Regions from separate parts of the Homo sapiens genome. Here all the other regions are linked to region 2. A link is a loop called in an ENCODE intact Hi-C map of the cell type or tissue named here. Cell type or tissue: endothelial cell of umbilical vein. All regions are shown on one strand.

Region 1 (2,500 bases), 580 kb before region 2:
TATGCAAGATTCTATTCTTATTCACTTCCCACATCAGGGTAAAGAAATTAATTTGCCTTCAATCTCAGGAAAACCAGAAGTAGACTAGCACTAGTTCTCAGACAATGTCACTGCTGTGACTGCTGTTCTCTTCTAAGTGGATACTGTAGCACAACAGAGAGTACATTTATTAATTTGAATGGTTTGGCACAGCTAAGAGGTCTCCCCACCACCTGCATCTGTGAATTAGTAACATAAACTGAAACAGAACCTGCATTGAAAGTAACAATATTGGCAGCAGCTGACAATGAGAAGTTAGAATATTCAGACACTGTGCTAAGCACTTTTCCCTAAGCATCATCTTATTTAATCATCACAATATACCATGAAATAGTTACAGGATCCCTTCCCATAGCTTTTAAATATGCTAAAGTCTCCTCTATTCTAGAATGTTTCTTGGATCTCATATAATCTCCCTTCTCTGGGTGCTGTCCCAGATCTTTCAGAAATTTATTTTGTCTCATACTATGTAACCCCTACTCATAGTCTCTTAACATTTTCCCCCAGACTTTATCCCTTTCCCATGTTCCTTAGCGCCAGTGAAGGTCTCACCCTCCCTTTTGCTTTCAACAAAACTCAAAACCACTGAATGAAAAGGGCCACTTCTGCCTTCTCCACTCACACAGTGGCTCCCCTGGCTCTCTTATTTGTGCACATTCCCAGCATCAATTCCTGCCTTCCCACAGTCACAACTCCTTTGATTAACTCTCTCTGATACCGTAAGAATTTTCCCTCTTAGAATTTGCCATTGTGTCACTCCACCCTGATGGCTGCTGCTGGAATAATTTTCTAGAAAATGTTTAATGGCTCCCAATTACTATAAAATGAAGAAAACATGTCTTATTCCAGTATTAAAGGCCCTCTTGAGTGGCTTCTAGGTTTCTTTCCAATTGTCTCTCTTCCTATTCTTCCTCTAATGCAATTTGTAATTGCTCCAGACTCTATTTTTTGCTTTTCTCTTAAGGTAGGCCTCCCAATTTGGACCCTTGTAACTTACTTCCACTTTTCTTCAGCCTCTGTGGAATACACCTTGTAATCATCTCTGCCACTATTTTCTTCTATCACTAGTTATTCAAATGTCTCCTTGTGCAGAGAAATTTCTGCATTTATTGTTCTTTTTTTAAAAAAATTAATCTCTCCCACCTTCGGACTCCTTTTCATGTTTGCCTGCCTGGTATTATAGTCAATTCTGTATGAGTGAATTATAAGCATCTGGAGGGCAGGCCAGGTGCTTGTTTGTCCTTTCACCTTCACTCTCACAGCAGATCCTCATTAGGACTCACCAGGATGCCCTGCTCATCTGCAGCCTCTTTAGAATTAAACTACCCCATCCACAGCTGCTGGCGAAGGCCCATATCACTCTGTCTTCCTCTCTACTTTATATCTAACAGCTGATTAAACCAGGGACAAGCACCTTGTGCATAAAGTTGAGGGTTCAGTTAGGTTTTTTCAGTCTCAGAAATTTATATTGTGAAGTAGGACACTAGTAATGGGGCAAGGGTACAAAGGAATGTTGGTGGGGGAGCTTGGGGGTTTGTGTTCCACCATATCTATGAGGATCTGACCTACCAAGAGAATCAGAGACATCTAAGAAATGAAACAGATGGGTAATGAGAAAGGCTAAGAAATAAATAGCAAGTCCTCAGAATGGCTTTATTTCCCCAGTTCCAATACCTTCCTATGATAAACCTCTATTTTATTTGCTAGAATGAGGTGTCTGTTCCTTAAAATCAGAATAACAAGTGAGGATGCACTATAGTAATGGCTTGCTTTTATCAACTACTCAGCAGATGTCTTAAACTCTAGACATGTGGTTCAGTTCAAAAACTCTGTGTCAGCTCTGATTGCTTAATATGTGCCAAGCCCTGGACTTTGCCATGTGATAGTCCTTGCTTTTGAGAAATGCACAGTCTGGTAGCATAAGAGAGGCATAAACAGAGAATGTTCAATTTAACCTGGTAAATATTGAGTCAACAGAGATATTGACAGACAGCTATGGAAATGCAAAGGTGCTGCTCAGCATGATGGGAGCTTGGGGAGTGGGGGAGAAGAAGGGAGGAGAAACTAAAATGATGAAAGGGTTTTTAAAAAGCCAGTGGAAGTGGTAAACAGGCAGTAGATGTCAATGGATTGGGAGTTGGAAACTATAAGCAATAGGTATCGCTAAATGCTAAAGTAAGAGGCAGACTCCCTGGGTATGGCCTGACAGTGCTCAAGACAGACCCTAAAGAATTTCCCATCTTCCAATTTTCTGTTCATTTTTTTAAGAGAAAGAGAACTGTGATAAGAGTTCAATTGTAGATTTGGTTATGGTGTGTGTTTGGGGCCAATTGGGCTTGATTTGGGGATGGTGCACTACAGCAAGACTACAACAAGCGAAACCAACCAGGAGGCTGCTGAAAAGCCTAAGTTAGTGGTCAAAAGAATGTAAAAGGAGAATAAAAGTGAGGCCTACTAGGAG
Region 2 (2,500 bases):
ATACATTCAAGGCTTTCTCTTATATTTCCAGCGTGTCTCTATGTCCAGAGCCTGAGGAGGGCTTCCCACCGTACCCTGGTTTGCTATGTTCAAGGTAGTCTCCACCAAAAGTTCATTCATTCAGTCAACATTTCTGAGAGCTTATGAGGTGTCAGGCACTACGCAGGGCACAGAGGGCACAAACATGAGTGAGATGGCATGCCTGTTCCTAGCAATCTCATAGTCTAGAGAGGAAACTCCAGCACAACGGGGCTAGTGCCTGGTATAGGTGTGAACAAAGGGAACAGCAGCAAAGAGAACCAAGCCACTGACTCTGATGGGAATGGTGGGGAGGGATTTGCACGTATGGCTGTGCGATGAGTGTGACCAATATCCATCCATGATCCGCATGGCAGGGAAATAAATTAACCTTGACATTTATGATCTGTACTTGTTTAAAAATATAATCGAGCATAACATCAGATGGGTTGTTAGACTGATCCTCAAGAAACCTGGGTCAGAGTTCTCACTCTGCCTCTATGTGAACTGAGCACGGCATTGCACATGGCCAGGCGTCACTTTCTCACAGTATTATTTAATCAGTTGAGTTAAATAATCCCTAAGATCCCAACTAGCTGAAAACTACATGATTATTATACTTAATGTCATCACTTTCCCACCCAAAAAGCATTTCTATAAGTTATTTAAGAAAATAAAGCTAAATATATCTGTTTGCCACGGTCAACACATGCAAATTTAGCCAAAGGAACAGACCTAGAAGAAGAAAGCAGACACAAACCAAAAGACTAAAGAGCGGAGAGATTGCTGGGGAGCCCTGGGCACAATGAGTGGATGAAGCAGGAACGCAGAGAAGTGTGGCTGTGGTTGTTTAGTTTTGACTGAATATCTGCAGGTCACCTTCTTGACCACAAACTTCTCAAAGTTCCAAATCACATCTTCTCACTGCAGCCCACTAAAGAGCACCAAGGGATCTTTCATAAATACAAATTGGTTATGATGAAGAAGAGAGTGTCCGTTCGCTGATGTTTGTTGAGTGCTGCTGATAACAGTCTTTCAACCTGCCCCGAGCTGCCTTCTCCTGACAAGCAATTTGTAAGACGTAATGAGCCCGGTTAATCCAACACACGCAGCCCCCTGGATCACATGTAACAGAAACTGCACGTCCTCCAGAGCACAGATCAGTATGAAGCGAGGTAAACTGTGATTCTAAATGCGTAGTTTCCTTTGCTCACCCAGCTCGGAATAGGTCGCTTGCAATCTTCAACTCAGCTCTGCCAAAGTTGGATTCCTGTCCCGCCACCGAGGCGGCAAAATGGGAAGCGCAGCGCCATCTGCTGTCCGTCGAGGGGAGAGTCGAGGCTGCTACGGAATTGCTACGGTGTATGGAAGGGGGTCCTTCCGGTGGGACCTGGACTCCTTTGCAAAGCAATTCTCTCCACTATAAAGGAATACATGAGATTTATTTGTTACAGTGCGAGCTTTCGTATTTATTTTGTTTTCTTTAGGTATGATAGTCTAGATAAAATTTCTTTGATTTCAGACAAAAATGAAATTAGAAATTCAAACCTAGTTATAATGTTTTAATGTATGCACTAAACTAGGGCATGCATTTCATAATAAAAGTATCTAACCCCAATTACAGAGCTTTCCTTCACATTCATTGTAAGTACCATAAAATTAATGGCGTACACACAAGCTGATATTTATACAAATATAAAGAGAACTATTGAAGAAGGAAAATGTATTCAACTATGTTATAAAAGAAACAGCACCTTTTGAGTTATTAAATATTTTTACAGTAACATTAGAATTTAAAGCAAATGGTTCAAAGGATGTCTTGCTTTCCTAAAAAAGCTGAAACTTTGCACCAAGTTGGCTGATTTGTTCTTAATTGCACTTGGTATGTAATTCTATTTTAATAGTCTATTTTCAGAGCTGACAGTGGGACACTGAGTTTCTTTCAACTATGAATGAAAACGTAATGTTTAGGACTAGATATTGGCTTTCTAATGTAGATGATTTGGAGCTTGTGTGTTATGACCAGAAAAAAAAAATGGTGGACAGAATGTCAAGGACAGCCACAAATATCTCGGAAGTCTCACCTACAGTACCGCCATCCCTAAGATTCTAGAAAGATACTATGATGGGGACCTGGACAGTGATACCCAGAGGCAGCTTCCTTTGGCCACTTTCTCCCGACATCTGATTCCAGTGGATATTTATTAATTAAGCTTCTATTACTATAATTTCAGGTAGGAGAGACCGAAACAGGTAAACTATGCTTATTTTTTATTACAAATATTCCCAAAAATATTTGGAAAGAAAAAGATGCTAGAAATAGCATCTTCAGGAAACAAAGTATAGGTTACGCTGTAAGAAACTGCTGCTGCTTGGCTATTTTTTTTTTTTTTTTACCAAAAGCAAAGGAATTTCATATAGTTCACCCTAATACTTAGGACACTCAAGGGTGCACTGACATGGATGTGATAGGGAATGACAT
Region 3 (2,500 bases), 500 kb before region 2:
CTGAGATACAGCACTTCTAGACATCGTTGAATTTTAAATGTCCATATTTCATTACTTAAAATAAGACATTTAAGGCAACATATGTTTGTATTTGGTGTTGATGCAAGCTATTATAGAAGTCACAGTTTTGGAACCGAAATCTAATTGTAAGTTGGAGCTCTGCAGTAGAAGTTATTCACCAGCCGAAGTTAAAATTGACCAGTCTCTCAAATATTCTTTTGCCTGTGCTTTCATTTCATTGTTCTTGCCCTCTTACAGATATTCTCTTTTCATATTTCTATTTGTTAGCAAAACATTTCAATAGTAGCAAAATGTTAGAAGTTAAATCTGATACTTTTTCTTCATTCTGTAAAACACATTGACACCATTTGCTCTTTTTGCTCTCTTGAGCATACCAGGTTTTTAAAGTCCCAGATTCTTCTCAGTAGGAATGAAGGATTCTATAAGAAGCAGTTACCAAATAGGAATTTGCTGTAGAAAGCTTGTTGGGAAAAAAAAGTTATACATTGTATAAGATGAATAGAGTTCTTTAGTAATCAAGGCACAATAAGAGATATTAGAGATAGAAATTTGAAATAATGGAAAAACACATATGGATTAAAAACGATTACATCATATTTGGACCAAAGAGAGTTAAAATGAAGAGAACTTTGACATGGTGCATATGAACCATAAGGAGGCTATAGAAGCACATCAGATGTACTTGACAGAGGAAACTGAAGCCTGTGAAGGTTAAATATTCACCTGTCACAGCTAGTTAATGGCAAGTGCTGGGCAAGAATTTCTTCTTTCTCTTAAGAAATGATTTTTTTATTATTTTAAAAGGACTGTATGCTTGTTATTGGTATTTCATTATTCAGTTTCCCCTTTGGCATGTAATTGAGTATGTGTTCTTTCCTAGACTGTGTAATTGTCAAGAGGATATAGTATTTCACTTTGTTTTTATAAACAAATTAAAACTAATACATCCTACATATTATGTGATTACCTGTGGTTTATCTTATGAGAGAGGCCTAAGACTCCTAAATAGCCGTTGGAAGGGTAGTGTTTTTCCAAGGGAATGTTTATGAGTAACTAGAGGATCCACTGACAGCTGTTGAGCCTTTTTTGCAGCCAGGAAGTTCATAATCCTTAAAGAATTTTTCCTTCCTTTGACTTGTACATGGCTATCTGCCAAGTAAAGACAGTTACAAATCCTTTTAAGCAAAGGTTGTAAATATGCTTTAAGAGCATGTGAGCAATGCAGTTGGGAAATTCAAAAGAAAACTGATTCCCTGTGTGGAGACATCACTAAATGTTTTTAGTTAATAATGATTTAATCACTTCCTGTCTGATAGACAAAGAAATTAACAAAATCTCTCCCTCCAAAATGAAAGTGAAAGGGACTCCAAACTTCTCTTTGTCTCACTCAGATAATTTGCATGACCAGCAGACTTTCCATGACTTACTTTTTTCTGGGTTAACTTGAAGGTCTAAGTCTCCCAAATGATGAGCTTTTAGATTTATTCACCTTAACATATTTTTTTGGAATGCATTCTCATGCAATACAACCGAGTGTAGGATGGGTAAACTAATTCACAGACATAGATTAATTCATATAGGTGGCAGCACATGTGAATATTCAATTAGTTTTACTATCTGATTCTTACAGAAGGAAATGAATTAACATTATCACCACTTCAATACTGGACTGGCCGTTTTATATGCAGGTTCTATTCTTTATGTCTGCCAAAAGAAAAGAAAGCCATACGTTCTCTCAGATGTTGGGAAATTAGCTTTAGGGTCATTTCCTGTCACTTTCCTTAATGGTCTTAAACATGTGCATAGCTGTATGGTAATAAAGTATAGACGTTCATAATATTATAATTCAAAATGATCAGTAGCTGATTAGTATCAGATCAATCATGTGAAAAGGATTCTAGAAGACTTTCTATTCCCCAAATTATTTTGCTCATATTCCAACTATATGAAATAAATTCCCCTCATTAAGTCCTCATTCACTCTTCCCTATAAATAACTTGCCCAATAATTTACAAGTCATTCCTTCAAAAACTTTTATTCCCAAGATACTAGACATCTAATTGTATCACTCTTATTGGAAGAGAAGTTGTATTTAGGTATATTTGGAATCAGCCTGAAGTGCACTCAAATCAGACTCCAGTGCTTAGTCCTGTGTGACCCCTCTGAGCCTCGGGTTCCTTATCTGTGAAAAGAAGATAGTATTAATAATACATATTTGTTAATATTAAATGTGATAATATATGAGAACGTGTAGTCCTGACTGGCACATACATGGTAGATATGTATATATTCAGATATATGCCATCATTTCGTGGCCCTGAGAGAAAAATGGCTGCCAGTTTTCCCAATTAGCTGAAAGGTCCCTCTCATGTAGATGCTGTTGACTGAGGAAGAAAATGCTGGAGAAGGAGCATAGCTATAGGTTTGCTTGTGGACAATTTGAGACATGGGAACATTCACGTGGAAGCGTCTAGAAAGT

What was found. Peaks named below come from ENCODE experiments on the same cell type or tissue, not always from the same donor. Only the 100,000 strongest peaks of a DNase experiment are listed, where the experiment ranks them.
Region 1: a loop joins it to region 2, with 4 times the contacts of the local background. A loop is called at or near these places in 3 of 110 quality-filtered maps.
Region 3: it touches region 2 in a loop (5-fold over the local background); 3 of 110 quality-filtered maps call a loop at or near these places.

What each region holds. Positions count from the first base shown.
Region 1 is chr12:41,441,209-41,443,708 of GRCh38, forward strand. The region is part of intron 3 of PDZRN4 (PDZ domain containing ring finger 4); the gene reads left to right. Among named protein-coding and RNA genes, the nearest start is that of PDZRN4-AS1, 30 kb to the left of the region's middle. In endothelial cell of umbilical vein, no CTCF peak of the experiment used is centred here; no DNase peak of the experiment used is centred here.
Region 2 is chr12:42,023,057-42,025,556 of GRCh38, forward strand. LOC105378247 (a long non-coding RNA gene) reads right to left here. Exons shown (of 4, transcript XR_944875.4): 2 at 1,233-1,438. Among named protein-coding and RNA genes, the nearest start is that of GXYLT1, 120 kb to the right of the region's middle. In endothelial cell of umbilical vein, a CTCF peak has its summit at 1,338 (motif pointing left); a DNase peak (open chromatin) is centred at 1,135; H3K4me3 peaks cover 326 bases; H3K27ac peaks cover 390 bases.
Region 3 is chr12:41,520,914-41,523,413 of GRCh38, forward strand. The region is part of intron 5 of PDZRN4 (PDZ domain containing ring finger 4); the gene reads left to right. Among named protein-coding and RNA genes, the nearest start is that of PDZRN4-AS1, 110 kb to the left of the region's middle. In endothelial cell of umbilical vein, no CTCF peak of the experiment used is centred here; a DNase peak (open chromatin) is centred at 1,158; H3K4me3 peaks cover 211 bases; H3K27ac peaks cover 2,193 bases.